3 separate regions of the Homo sapiens genome follow, and regions 1 and 3 are each linked to region 2. A link is a contact called in ENCODE Hi-C or POLR2A ChIA-PET data. All regions are on one chromosome and are shown on one strand. Each heading gives the region's core, a stretch centred on a gene start or an enhancer-like site at or near the end of the contact. The rest is flanking DNA. Distances are from core to core; before and after follow the strand shown. Region 1 holds the start of NR2C1 (nuclear receptor subfamily 2 group C member 1). Region 2 holds the start of SLC25A3 (solute carrier family 25 member 3). Region 3 overlaps PLXNC1 (plexin C1).

Region 1 (4,424 bases), core at 1,689-4,188, 3.5 Mb before region 2:
AAGTTTTAACCCCTTCCCTTGGTATTCATTCAATATTTATTATGCATTCACAAGGTGCCTGGCACTGTGAACACCACAATGGAGAGTTCTTTTATAATCCGACTTCCCCCTATTCTCATTTCCTATCACTCCCAAGAGGGGCCTCTGTTCAGGTCAAACTACGATGTTCTTTATTCCCCCAACATATTCCTACTTTCTCCCTCATTTAAATTCCACCTGACTTTTAAGATTTGGTTCAAGCCAGGGGCGATGGCTCACGCCTGTAATCCCAGCACTTTGGGAGGCCAAGGCACGTGGATCACCTGAGGTCAAGAGTCCAAGACCAGCCTGGCCAACATGGTGAAACCCCATCTCTACGAAAAATACAAAAATTTAGCCGGGTGTGGTGGACGGCGCCTGTGATCCCAGCTATGCAGGAGGCTGAGGCAAGAGAATCGCTTGAACCTGGGAGGTGGAGGCTGCAGTGAGCCGAGATCGTGCCATTGCACTCCAGCTTGGGAAACAAGGGCAAAACTCCGTCTCAAAAAAAAAAAAAAAAAATTTTGATTCAAATAGTTTTTTACCCAGTCTTTCTTGAAGGGTCGAACAATTATTTTGTAGACTAAGGTTGTTAGCTAGGATTCAGAAATAGATTTCTGTTAACTCCTAATACTGTCTGTAAAATTTTATCTAAAGGTGCATTTTTCTAGACAAGTTCATAAAAGACTTCAAGAGGCTGTAGATGGTCTTGTCACTGAAAAACGGCAACGAATTATATTTATACTATTATTTATTGTATGCTGTTTTGTTTTTATTCCCCAAGAGTAGGGATTATACATTGTGTGGCAGACACACAGACGGTGTGTGTTTGGGGATGTTTGCTCCCTCAAAATCCTTCCTTAAGATGCGGTGCCTGTAATTCCAGCTACTCAACAGGCTGAGGCAGGAGGATAGCTTGAGGCCAGAGATCTGTCTGGATAACAAAATGAGGCCCCCCACCATTTCTATAAAACAAAACAAAAAAACCTTTCCTAGAAGAAACTAACATGCCCCTTGAAAAACTAAGATTAGCAACATTTCATAAAACCCACTTTTTTTTTTTTTTTTGAGACGGAGTTTCGCTCTTCTTGCCCAGGCTGGAGTGCAATGGCGCGATCTCAGCTCACTGCAACCTCCGCCTCCCGGGTTCAAGCAATTCTCCTGCCTCGGCCTCCGGAGTTGCTGGGATTACAGGTGTGCGCCACCACGCCCGACTAATTTTGTATTTTTAGTAGAAACGGGGTTTCTCCATGTTGGTCAGGCTGGTCTCGAACTCCCGACTTCAGATGATCCGCCCACCTCAGCCTCCCAAAGTGCTGGGATTACAGGTGTGAGCCACCGCGCCCAGCCGCGACCCACTTTTAATGATAGAAATACACATCGCTTTTTCAGATATACTAACTGGACTTAAAGCAAAGTTTAAAAACAATCATCGGCCGGGCGCGGTGGCTCACGCCTGTAATCCCAGTACTTTGGGAGGCCGAGGCGGGTGGATCAGAGGCGGGTACATCACGAGGTCAGAGTATCAAGACCATCCTGGCCAACATAGTGAAACCCCACCTCTACTAAAAATACAAAAAACAAAAACAAAAACAAAAACAAAAAAACTAGCTGGGTGTGGTGGCTCGTGTCTGTAATCCCAGCTACTCGGGAGGCTGAGACAGGAGAATCGCTTGAACCTGGAGGCGGAGGTTGCAGTGAGCCGAGATCGCGCCACCGCACTCCAGCTTGGCGACAGTGAGACTCCCTCTCCCTCTCAAAAAAAAAAAAAAAAAAAGAAAAAAAAATCGAGTATCACCAACCACACAGCAGAAATGGTTCAAAAAAGCTCAAAATCGAAGGTCCATTTACAAATTCTAGCGGTACTAAACCCTAAAGGCCGTAATTTTAGGTCTTTCTGCTTTTGCTTTCCGGTTACTTTTTTAAAGGCTGACCTACTTACTGAAGATTATGGGACAACCTGGCAACATTCGTACTGCACAAAAATGGTATCTGCCCGAGTTGGAAGAATTATTTCTTAACAAAAGAGCTATCTATCGGAAGCTTGGACATGCCCCCTGCAGTGAGAACCCTGGGGCCGTTCCATTTCTTCTGAAAAGATCCAGGCCCACAGGCAGCGACGACCCTGGCCAGATTTGCCGTGAGAGAAAAGTGAAAGTGGGGGGAGTCATTCTGTCCGTCCCGTGAAAGCACGGGAGTTAGTGACGGGATGCAGGCCGGGACTTGCGGCCACTAGCCGAGGGTCGGCCTCTCCCACGTCTCACTCGTGCCGGCGTTAGCCGTGCGCCCTGGAAGCCCCGGCGCTGCGCGCGGCTCTCCCGGGCGGGGAAAGCTGCAGCGCCGCGGAAGCTTTCCCTGCAGGTTAAAGGTCAGAGGCGCTGCGGTAAGCGCAGCTGGAAAGGGGGTTGTGTGCTCCAAGCCGCTCGCCGTCCGGCCCCGCGTCCCGCCGCCCCTGTCGCCCCCGCCTCTCCCGGGGCCCCGCGCATTTGGCGCCGCAGCTCCGCGCTCCCAGCCGAAGTCGAGCAGCCCCAAGCGGCGCTCCCAAACTGAACGGCTCCGCTGGCCGCAGGACGCCGGCCGGGGGATGCGCTGGGACCGCGTCCGTTGGCGGTTGGGGTGAAGGGCACCCCCTGGCCCCCGCCCCCGACGCGGTCGCTGGTGTCCCCACCCAGCGTTTCTTACCGGCGCTTTTGCGCCCTGCTGACTCCGGCGTCGGGCGCCGACGCGACAGTCCCGCGGCTGCCACTCGTGGATTGGGGGGCGCTCCGGGAAGAGAGGTTGAAGAAAGCCGACGGGATGTGGGATCGAGATTCACGGCGGAGAGAGCTTTCTGTGTTTGGGTATTTCTGGGGGGTCAGAGTTCGTGACCTCTTTCTCGGCTCGGCGGCGCGCTATCCCGCCAGCGCCTGCGCATTAGCAACGGGGAGAAGCGGCGAGAGGAGGTCGTGACGTTCCCAGGGTGGGGTGGAGGGATCGGAGGGCCGAGCAGCGGCTCTGTGAGTCCACTGCCCCCTTTTGGCTTGGAGGCAGAGTGCCCCGCCAGAGCTACGCGTTCCCAGCCAGGTAATTTTTGAAGCCACGTGCAAAGGTTTAAGCATCGTTTGCCAAAGGTGGGCATTAGGGGAGGTTTTGAGTCAACGTTTTAGATTTGAGTAATAAATAACCCTCTGGGTCTTAGGCATATCTGTTTCTAATTTCTGGAAAACTGGGCTCTGGGGTAGAGTCCAATCATATTTAAACTTTTTTTTTTTTGTATTACACTTTAAGTTCTAGAGTACATGTACACAACGTGCAGGTTCGTTACATATGTATACATGTGCCATGTTGGTGTGCTGCACCCATTAACTCGTCATTTACATTAGTAAGCTTTATATATAATGACAAGCTGAGGCCGACTCATGCAAATGGTAAGGCAAAGTTTCACTTATAAACTGTTGTGAGTAAAGAGACATAATGGCTAAACAGGGCAAGAATATAATCACTAGAGACTGGGCACGGTAGCTCACGCCTGTAATCCCAGCAAGTTGGGAGGCCGAGGCGGACGGATCACTTGAGCCCGGTTGTTTGAGGCCAGCCTGGCCAACATGGCGAAAACCCGTCTCTACAAAAAAATTAGCCAGTCCTGGTGGCGCGTGCCTGTCGTCCCAATTACTTGGAGGCTGAGGTGGGAGGATCACCTGAGTCAAGACGGCAGTGAGCCAAGATCACACCACCGCACTCCAGCCTGGGTGACACAATGAGTCTTTCTCTCTCTCTCTATATATACACACACACATATATATGTATATTCCACATCCTCTCTATAATATATATATTATTATATATTGAGGATTATCCTCAATGGCCGTTTTTTGTCTGTTTTGCTCAGTGATGTATTACCAAGCACATAGGACAATGCCTGCTATTCAATAATGATGTATGAAATGAAAGCCAGGCAAGTGGCTGCTGGGAGGCCAAGGAAAGATCACTTGGGGCCAGCAGTTGGAGACCGGCTTGGGCAAGATAACAAAACCCTGCCTCCACAAAAAAAATTTTTCAAATTGTGAAATGAAGAGACATTGGTGGAACATCGCATTCTGACAGTGGCCACCTGTAGTGGCAAGGTGTGGCAGGAATAACTGCCCTGTGTGCAAAGTACTCTGCGCTTTAGATTTTGAAGCATTCTTGAAATTTCTAGTTTTTTTTTAAATCTCCTTTGTTTTGTCATGAAATTTCTATTTTATCTAGCTTAGGTCGGCACTGTAGGAAAGCAGCCACAAACTCAGGGCAGAAATCCAAGGAAGGAAAAACAAACGTTTGCTGGGAATGAGAACATCTCTGTTATTTCTCTCTGGAACTAGGCAGACGGACAGAGATCAAGGCATGAAACAATCCCTAACAAGTAAAAATATGCTTTATCCCTCATT
Region 2 (4,385 bases), core at 1,608-4,107:
CTGAAGACCACATGCTTGCCATCCAACCACTCAGTCTTGGCAGCACAGATGAAAAACTGGGAACTGTTTGCGTTGGGTCCAGCATTTGCCATGGACAAGATGCCAGAAACTGTATGCTTCCGGATGAAGTTCTTGTCATCAAATTTCTCCCTGTAGATGGACTTGCCACCAGTGCCATCATGGCATGTGAAGTCTCCACCCTGACACATAAACCCTGGAACAATTCTGTGAAAGCAGGAACCCTTATAGCCAAATCCTTTCTCTCCAGTGCTCAGAGCATGAAAGTTTCCTGCTGTCTTTGGAAACTTGTCTGCAAACAGCTCAAAGGAGATGCGGCCCAAGGGCTCCGTGTCAAAGAACACGGTGGGGTTGACCATGGCTGATAGCACAGGGCTCCTGGCAGCAGCGGTGCCTGCAAAGCCCAGTGGTGTTTTTTTTACCATGTCAACTTAGCTAGGCTAGAACCACATTTCCTAGATTCCTTTCCCTGCATAGTTTTGGGTTAGGGCTAGCTATAAGAGAAATGTGTGCAGTTTGGAAGGCAGAAGTGGAGCAACAGTCATTACATTCTGAAGGTCACCAGCTCCCACATGGGGTAGGAGCTGGGCCTGCAGCTCCTTCAGTTACCACTGTATCTTCTAGATCAACTTCTGTGAGTTCTGGGCCACGAGCATGTGCAGCCCCATGGTGAAGGGTACCAGCTGTTCCAGCTGAAAAAATGTGCAGCAAAGGGTCACGGTATTACCCGGTGCTGGGGGAAGGGAATAGGAAGATTCACTACAGTCATATATTTTTACATAATATTTGACTTTTTCATGACAAAGGATTTTTAAATTAGAAAAGCACCATAAAGTTGAATTAACCAAAAAAGAGAGAGAGAAAGTCCAGACCCTTCAGTGACTACCTCTGTCTACATAAGATCAGACTCCTCAGTCTGGTATGTGAGGCCCTGGACAATCAGGTGCTAGTGTACTTTTTTAACTTTATCTGTCACTACTTCCCTTCCTGTGCCCTCCACTCTGGAATTCTTCCTGGGACTGTAGGACTTTAGTTGGGCCAGAAGGGCTGGGTCTGGGATAGGGTTGCTTAGAGAGTGCCGTGATGCCGCAGCCTCAATGCTAACTTTTGTTTTTTTGTTTTTTTTTTTTTTTGAGACGGAGTCTTGCTCTGTCGCCCAGGCTGGAGTGCAGTGGCATGATCTCGGCTCACTGCAAGCTCTGCCTCCTGGGTTCACGCCATTCTCCTGCCTCAGTCTCCTCAGTAGCTGGGACTACAGGCGCCCGCCACCTCGCCCGGCTAATTTTTTGTATTTTTAGTAGAGACGGGGTTTCACCGTGTTAGCCAGGATGGTCTCGATCTCCTGACCCCGTGATCTGCCCGCCTCGGCCTCCCAAAGTGCTGGGATTACAGGCGTGAGCCACCTCGCCCGGCCAATGCTAACTTTTTTTAGGTAACATCTTCTGTAGACTTTTAGACATTATCTCATTGAGTTCTCATAGACTCTGCAAGGTAAGTATTACTCCCATCCAGAACCAGACACCTGATTTGCAGGGTCCAGTGCAAACTAAAAAAAGCGTGGCCCCTTGTTCATACATGTATTAAGAATTTCAAGCCGGGCATGGTGGCTCAGGCCTGTAATCCCAGCACATTGGGAGGCCGAGGTGGGCGGATCACCTGAGCTCAGGAGTTCGAGACCAGACTGGCCAACGTGACGAAACTCTGTCTCTACTAAAAATAGAAAACTTAGCCGGGCGTGGTTGTGCACGCCTGTAGTCCCAGCTACTCCGGGGGCTGAGACAGGAGAATCGCTTGAACCCGGGAGGCGGAGGTTGCGGTGAGCTGAGATCGCCCCACTGCACTCCAGCCTGGGCGACAGAGCAAGACTCCATCTCAAAAGAAAAAAAAAAAAAATCAAAATGACAGCAGAGCATTAAATGAAGTGTAAGGCCATGTGTGACTGTACCAGTGTGAACCTATGAGGCCAGTCCCACCCCTATCTTACATCTAGGGAACAGGTACACAGAGATGAAGTAAATTCCCAAGGTTACTTTGTCAAGAGCTTGGAAAATATAAGAGTCAGAAGTCTAACAGGTTGAATCCCTATTAAACTCTCCCCAACTAAACTACGCCCCTCCCTGTTGAGCTGAATCTAATGAAAGCTTCCTAAATGTATTAACCACACACACGCACAATCTGCTATCAGTCACTTTCAGTAGTTCATCGCTGTAACATCTCAGGAGTTCAATGTTTCAACGTGTTCTGTAGATTACTGTGATAACGCGGCAAGCTGTCGTAAGACTTCTTGCTGCACATTTCTTTTTAAAATATTCTCCAGGAGTCTGATGAAAAATACAGACATACCTATGTTTAATGTCAATGGATGGAACTTATTTTAAAAAGTACTGTAATGGCAGAAGTTGTGACACAAAGTACTGCAGTGATGTTGTAACTCCAACACCTAAATATATTATCAAGCATTCGCGTTTTGTTTTGTTTTTTAAGTGACTACTAGATACTGTGATTCACTTAAGTGAAGCGAACTGAAGCCCGTGGTCAAGGAGAGACACCTGAAGGTGAAGGGACAAAGCGAGCAGGGTAAGAGCTCGAGCCCGACCCCTCTCAAAAAATATAGACCCGGAACGCGCGCCTGCGCAGAACGAATCCTCCCGCGCACAAGCCGGGCGGAAGAGCTGGGGCGGGCAGGGGCGGGAATAAGGTTGCTAGGAGAACGCGATGACGCTACGGGCTCGGCGCTCTTCTCCACCAATGGGCGACGCGTACTTGCAGTGGCGCGCTGTGTGCGTCACGCCGACGACGCGCGAAGGGCACACATCTTAGGACCCGGAGGACGTCCGGCCTCTGTGAGCCGCAACCTTTCCAAGGGAGTGGTTGTGTGATCGCCATCTTAGGGAGTGAGTGTGGCCGGGCCTTCTCCTGTGGCGGGTGTGGGGAGCGGAGCCCAGAGCTCCTGTGGGGCCGCTGCTTTGGCGGTGGGCCCAGCCGGGAGCAGCCTCTTTCGAAGGCCGCCGTGACCTCTTCAAGGGCGTGGAGACGGGAAGGAAAAGGCCCCGGTTGGGGTTCCAGGGCGCCGGTAACGTTAACCGGCGCCTTGCCTGTCCTCTAACCGTCGCTCCCTCCTCCCCTAGAAAGATGTTCTCGTCCGTGGCGCACCTGGCGCGGGCGAACCCCTTCAACACGCCACATCTGCAGCTGGTGCACGATGGTCTCGGGGACCTCCGCAGCAGCTCCCCAGGGCCCACGGGCCAGCCCCGCCGCCCTCGCAACCTGGCAGCCGCCGCCGTGGAAGGTGAGATCAGACCCTGCCCAATACAGTCGTGTGGTCTACTTGTGGGCCGCCCAGCCTTTGAGGCCTGGACCCGGCTTGGAGGACAGGGAAGGACGAGTCCAGCCCGCTGCACCGTAGGACGGCGCCCAGTTGCTTGCCCTGGGGTATCGGCCTTTTCCACCATAGGCGGGTGTCAGATCCTTGGCCTTCCCTCAAGGGCGTGGAAGCGCTGAGGCCCTGTGTCCCTTCGTGACCTCCGTGTGCCCGAGGGAAGAGAGGCCGTGACTAGCTCTTTCTCCGCCGTGAGCTCGCTTGGTCAGCAAACTAAGTACTGGGTAAACTCTCCTCCCGAAACTACTGACCACCCACAGTTCTACTAACTATATTACCTGTCCTTTGATTTGCCCTTAGTTTTCTTAAAAATAGTCCTTTCCTAAGTTTTATATTTGTCGACGCCAGGTCAGTCATTTTTGCACTTAATTGTATATGAGATAACTAGATGTCCTGTTTTCGTGCGACTGGAGGAGGCAGCTTGCAGCCCTACATAGGCAATAGAAAGGAGATAATTGGTGGGCGTCCCTTTGGTGTGATTATCTCTTGGGATTCTTGGTGGTTGGGCCCAGCTTTAACTTAGTTGTGTGTGTTTTAAATCCTAGTGAAGTATGTACATACAGAGAAACCTGAAAACCGAATTGTAGGAGTCCTAAGAATGTTATCTACCTTGTGCCTGTAAAATCGAAAGATTTTTTTCTTTAAATCATTCATGTGCTTCTGTTGTCTTTAGTATGGATAGAGTCCTTATTTACACTATCTGTCGTTCAGTTTAAAAGTTAAAGCTAACATTATTTGTGTATTAAATGTATTTGACTGCAGGAATTTGTGCGTATCCGTTTTTATGTTACAGGAGTTCTTAAGTGGGGATAGTATTGGTTAGTGGCTGGGATAAACTTTGAAGTTGTTTGCAAGCCTTTTACATGTCGAGTGATCTTTCTGAGTTTCGTTTGTACTCTGAAGTGTGCTCTTACCAGTGGTTAATAATTTGAAGTTTGACTTTAATTGTAAAAGCCGTTAATGTAGAAAACTTTTAAAAAAATTAATA
Region 3 (4,768 bases), core at 260-2,759, 4.4 Mb before region 2:
TTGCTTAACATGGTTAGATTTTGTTTTTGCCTTATGCAGAATAAAAAATGAAAGGTTCATTTTATACTTTCTTTTCCCTTTTTTTTTCAAAAAGTAAAATGGAAACCTCACCCCCAATTTGTCCCCAGATTTAAACTTTTTGCTTGTTTTAAAAATAGTCTCTTTGGCATGAGGAGGAGTCAGACATGAATTAAAACTCTAGAAAGAAAAATCAGCAACAGAAAAGACCTATAGAGATTTCATATTTCATCCTTTCATTCAAAAATATTTATTGAAACCCTAGTATTTGCATATCATGCTGCCAGACACTGAGGGATTTGCTAAAGAAATATTAAAGACCTTCTCCCTTCTTTGAGGAGCTTAGAGCTTACTTGGGGAGAACTGAGATAGACTTATGAAATAGTTAAGTTGTAATTCGAGGCAGCATATGATTAAATACCGAAATATGTACTTCTGACAAGAAATGCTATAGGAGTTCAGAAAAGGGAGTGATAACTCAGTGGCACTACTGTTTTCTGCCTACAAATTGGCAAATTGTAGCACTATTTGTATGAAATATTTTACACTTGTTTTTTTGGCAGCCTTAGGCTTTGACTCCCAGGCAGCATTAAGAGCCAACAAAAATATTTGTACTCCAGTCTCTTCGGAATTGGCTTATTTTTTTTTTTCTTATAGGCAGAGGAAGTGCCTTACACAAACCGGAGTGCCCATGAGAGGCAGGGAGTTTTTGACAGTCATGATCTATTTCAGATACAACCGAAAGAACCAGCTTCGTCATTCTGTTTTTCAATCCAGCAGTGCTTGTCTCTCCGTTGCAAACTCTCTCTGACATTGACAGGCGGTTTAATTTGAACTTAATGTCTTTGACGGATGAGCTAGCCATCAAGGGTCAGATAAATTTATGGCTTTGGAGAATTGCCGATGAAAATCCCCATGGTTATAATGTTGGAGAAGAAACTGACACAGATGTAGTGGGAGGTGGAACACAGATGTGCTTATTGGGAGCAGGGTTCCCCAAATGTCAGAAGCCGGTGACATGCTAAAGGTATTGTGCTTGGGGATGACGTTTAGTGAAACTCACTGACTTCCTGTTCTATTTTTGCCATATTCAAATTAACACAGAGCTCAAAGATGAAGCCATGAGGCCTAAATTCTTAAGAATTGAAAGAGAGAGAGAGTAGAGAAAGGAGAAAAAATAAAACCTTTAGGAAGCCAAATACACTGTTTGGGCCCATCCATTCCTCATTCCGCTCGGATCCCCTCCGGGACTCCCCGTAGCTGAATGTGGTCATCATTTGGTTGCTTTTCAATCTCATGATTCATGTGTTTTCAGTTTCTTTTAAAAATTCACCATCACTGGTTTACCACCCCTGCATTTTAATCTTCAGCCTTGAGGAGGTGTAGTACTAGAAATATTTCGTTCTTTCCTTGATGCTATTCAATGGAATATCTGTGGAGTCCAACACCCTTTGGCGATAACGTGCTGTTGGTATTTGTTCTTCTTGCCAGGTTGGTGCCCCGTCTGGTGAGGCAAGGGTTCCCAAGTTAGTGTGACCTAGAGTGACTGACACATCAAGCAAGCCAGTGATCTCACCACTCAGCTTCTGAGCATCTCTTTATCAAAGTAGTTGGCCCTGGCCACAGCTTAAGACTTATCTGGGTCAGCCTCTGAGCTGGCTGACTTGGGAAAATGGCCCTGGAAAAATGTTTCACCTATATCTTTTGATATAATTTGGTATCTGTCTAAATAAATGGTATGTAGCAGATGGTTATGGAATGTCTTATCAAATTCTTAGGCAGACTCTGCCCTTGAAATTTTTCTATTTAATTATCATACTGCAAAGCACAAAATAGTAACTTTGTTATTATTTTTAAACAAAATCAAGTTACACAATAGGTTGATATTCTGAGAATGAATAGCAAACCTAAAATTTATACAATATGTGAACTCTTCCTTGAGCTGTTCTTTGCTAGGCATTTCTAAAAGGGAGCTCCCTATTTCAGAATCCATGGGAGGATGTGTTTCAGATATATTTGGCGATGTCATCTTGAGAGATGGCTCAGGAGTCGAAGTTCACCATGTTGTCTACATTTGTTCTTTGCTCCTAGACATGATGGAAAAAAATGCTCTGCTGTTTTCTTGTTGCTTTTCATGGTTTTAGCATCATGTTCCTATTCTCGCTCAAATCAATAATCCACTGTACAAGGTCTGGCATTTTGTACTGAAGCCAAGTATAAGAAAGTTTTAACTAATGCACGTATGGGGTCGCTGTTTTAACTAACACACGTATGGGGTCGCTGTTTTGTTGCCTCGTTTTTTTAGGTGCACTTTTCAAGGAGATTGTGTACATTCAGAGAACTTAGAAAACTGGCTGGATATTTCGTCTGGAGCAAAAAAGTGCCCTAAAATTCAGATAATTCGAAGCAGTAAAGAAAAGGTAAGAGGAAAGATTTTAATTTGTCCTCGTTGTATTGTCTCATTTTGCACAGCGGATGCTAAATTTCTTCTGTGTGTAAAATATCCATTAGCAATCAAACATGCTTAGTGATAGCACTCCATTCATTTAGCACTCATTAACGAATATTGAGTGCCCACCAGATGCCATCCACTCTGCAAGGTGCTGGGGATACAGCGGTAACCAAGTCACATCATGGGCCTGCTCTCATGGAGTTTGTCGTCTTGTGGAGCTGAAGATGACCCTCAATGGTTGAACTGGAAGAAAAGTTGGACTTCTAATGTTGTAGAAATACATATTGCTTTTGAAAATAAAGAAAAAAGAGGTTCAGATTCATGGTCAACGAGATACCTTAAAGGTGGCTTAATTGCAGAATTTTGTTTAGTGTAATGGTCCCTTATCCTAATGTGTTGAGGCTTCCCCAGTAACCATCTTATGAACATAGCTTCCAACAGTCTTGGTAGCGATGGAGAGAAGACCAACATGGGCAGTGACCATTGCAAGTGAGGTCCTTTGGAAAGCCAGTGGACCCTTGCTATGGCAGCACCACTCTTGACAACACATCAGTCCTGTCATTGGATGAGAGAAGGGAGCAAGGAGCATATTTAAGCATTTTCAAATGCACACGCCAACCGTGCCCTACGGAAAAAGGGAATTCCTGCCTTGCAGTCTCAGTGGTGCTATAAGGAGGCATTTTCTCCCTAATGACGGCTCTTGTGTTATGAATAATTGTACAGAGTCCTCTGTTATGAATAACTGTACAGCAGCCAGCTGACCTGTCTGTTGAGCTCACTGTGTTCTGTTTGAATGCCATATTAACAAGGAAATGGGCCACTTTCTCTTTTCCCTTACACTTTGCCATTTCAGAGAAATAGCAAGAACTTTACCACTTACGATGATTTAACATTTAATAAAGGAGAGCCAAAGTATTTAATGAGTGATAAATAATAAAATAATCAAGCTTCTAAGTTGTAACTGATCAGAACGAACAGATTTAAAGTTATTTGGCTGTTGTCACTTTCTGTTGTCTTCCTGGAGAAAAAAAATAATAATAATAACTTTCATACAAACTTCTACCAGTCCTGAATCAGAGTGAATAGATTTGGTGGAAAAGATTCTTAGGCATCTAAACATAGGTATATCCAAATTCTAATTTCTCTCATCAGTCTGAAAAATAGCCAAATTTGGCGCTAATAGAGAATAGTAGAAAGTAGAATACCATAATCCTTGAATATACCCAGGACTCTGATAAGTGGTTAAAATTCTGGAAGATTTTTTTTCTTATGTTATTTATAAAAATTTAAGGATAATACTTCAGCTAAATGTAGTGGGAGGAAGTAGCTTGTTCATTAAATTAAAAGTGCTGCTTATACAACTTCCGTACCTAGCTAGGGGCTCACTATTACAAATTAATCACTGTTTATATCTGGTCTGGTACATTTCAAAACTGCTTACCACCCAAACGACCACTGGTGTTTTCTTCCTCGCCCTAAGTCCCACTGTGGTTTACCCTAATCTTCCCAGAGACTTCCCACACAGCCACTGCCTCACTCTCTCCAGCTCACCACCACTCTCAAAGAAGATAAGAAGTTCGTAATTTGACTAAAGCTATCCTTTGAAACCAACTTCGGACTAATTATTTTAATAGTGTTGATAAGCCATCTGATTCTATCTCTTGATCACATTATTTCAAAATATTTCCTACCCTATTGCCACCTTTGGCTTACCTGAAAATCTCAGGTCTTTGTTTAAATAAACCTGACCCTGACCTATGGAGACGGCAGTCTAGGGTTGTGTTCAGTTCCACCTATTAGCTCTATTCAAAGGCTATTTGCTACCTGCCTATCATATGCCTAGTAACATTCTAGTCACTTTGTAGGCAGAGAAAAACCTCCATATAATAAGAACCTCTGTTCACAGAAGCTTTATTTCTTTCCACAAAACAATTAAAAGATAGTACATCCTCATACTCACTATGGGATCAGCATTAAAAAGAAATAATCAGAGCAATTCCAGTTGTCCTGGAGGGATTTCTGTGAGGTTTTGTTGAGTAAAAACAGCAAGATGCATAAAAGTGTTCCTAGCATGATCTTATATTGATCAAAAAATGCCCCTGTATATGTTTATGTATATATGTCTCTATATGATTATTTGAGCATGGGCAAAAATATAGAAGAATTCAAACAAGGTTGTAAACATGGGCTCCCCTGGTGGAATGACTGATGTGGTGGAGAAGGAAAGCAGAGATATGTAATAAAAATAGAAAAGACGGCCGGGCGCGGTGGCTCACGCCTGTAATCCCAGCACGTTGG

Evidence for each region. A loop is a pair of places that touch in the nucleus more often than their neighbours do. ChIA-PET counts read pairs that join two places held with the same protein, here RNA polymerase II (POLR2A). Pooled maps may share reads with other maps.
Region 1: a loop to region 2 is called in a pooled map, with 13 times the contacts of the local background. The contact joins the promoter of NR2C1 here to the promoter of SLC25A3 in region 2. A Hi-C loop is called at or near these places in 6 of 50 pooled maps.
Region 3: a loop to region 2 is called in a map with no recorded cell type, with 7 times the contacts of the local background. The contact joins the enhancer-like site here to the promoter of SLC25A3 in region 2. A Hi-C loop is called at or near these places in 1 of 37 single-sample maps with no recorded cell type and 3 of 50 pooled maps. POLR2A ChIA-PET finds 5 or more read pairs at or near these places in 1 of 52 experiments (naive thymus-derived CD8-positive, alpha-beta T cell).

What each region holds. Positions count from the first base shown.
Region 1 is chr12:95,070,680-95,075,103 of GRCh38, forward strand. NR2C1 (nuclear receptor subfamily 2 group C member 1) reads right to left here and starts at 2,939. Exons shown (of 14, transcript NM_003297.4): 1 at 2,701-2,939. RefSeq lists a silencer at 2,357-2,636 and enhancers at 2,526-3,026, 2,717-3,036.
Region 2 is chr12:98,590,829-98,595,213 of GRCh38, forward strand. It overlaps SLC25A3 (solute carrier family 25 member 3), which reads left to right and starts at 2,858. Exons shown (of 8, transcript NM_002635.4): 1 at 2,858-2,912; 2 at 3,147-3,307. The coding sequence starts at 3,151. It also overlaps the pseudogene PPIAP8. RefSeq lists enhancers at 2,380-2,599, 2,648-3,272, 2,850-2,949, 3,273-3,897.
Region 3 is chr12:94,207,267-94,212,034 of GRCh38, forward strand. PLXNC1 (plexin C1) reads left to right here. Exons shown (of 31, transcript NM_005761.3): 5 at 2,324-2,438. Among named protein-coding and RNA genes, the nearest start is that of PLXNC1-AS1, 33 kb to the left of the region's middle. RefSeq lists enhancers at 463-532, 1,183-1,442. Within about 2 kb of position 1,510, at least 12 of the 41 ENCODE cell types and tissues checked have a DNase peak (open chromatin) inside an H3K27ac peak, as active enhancers do.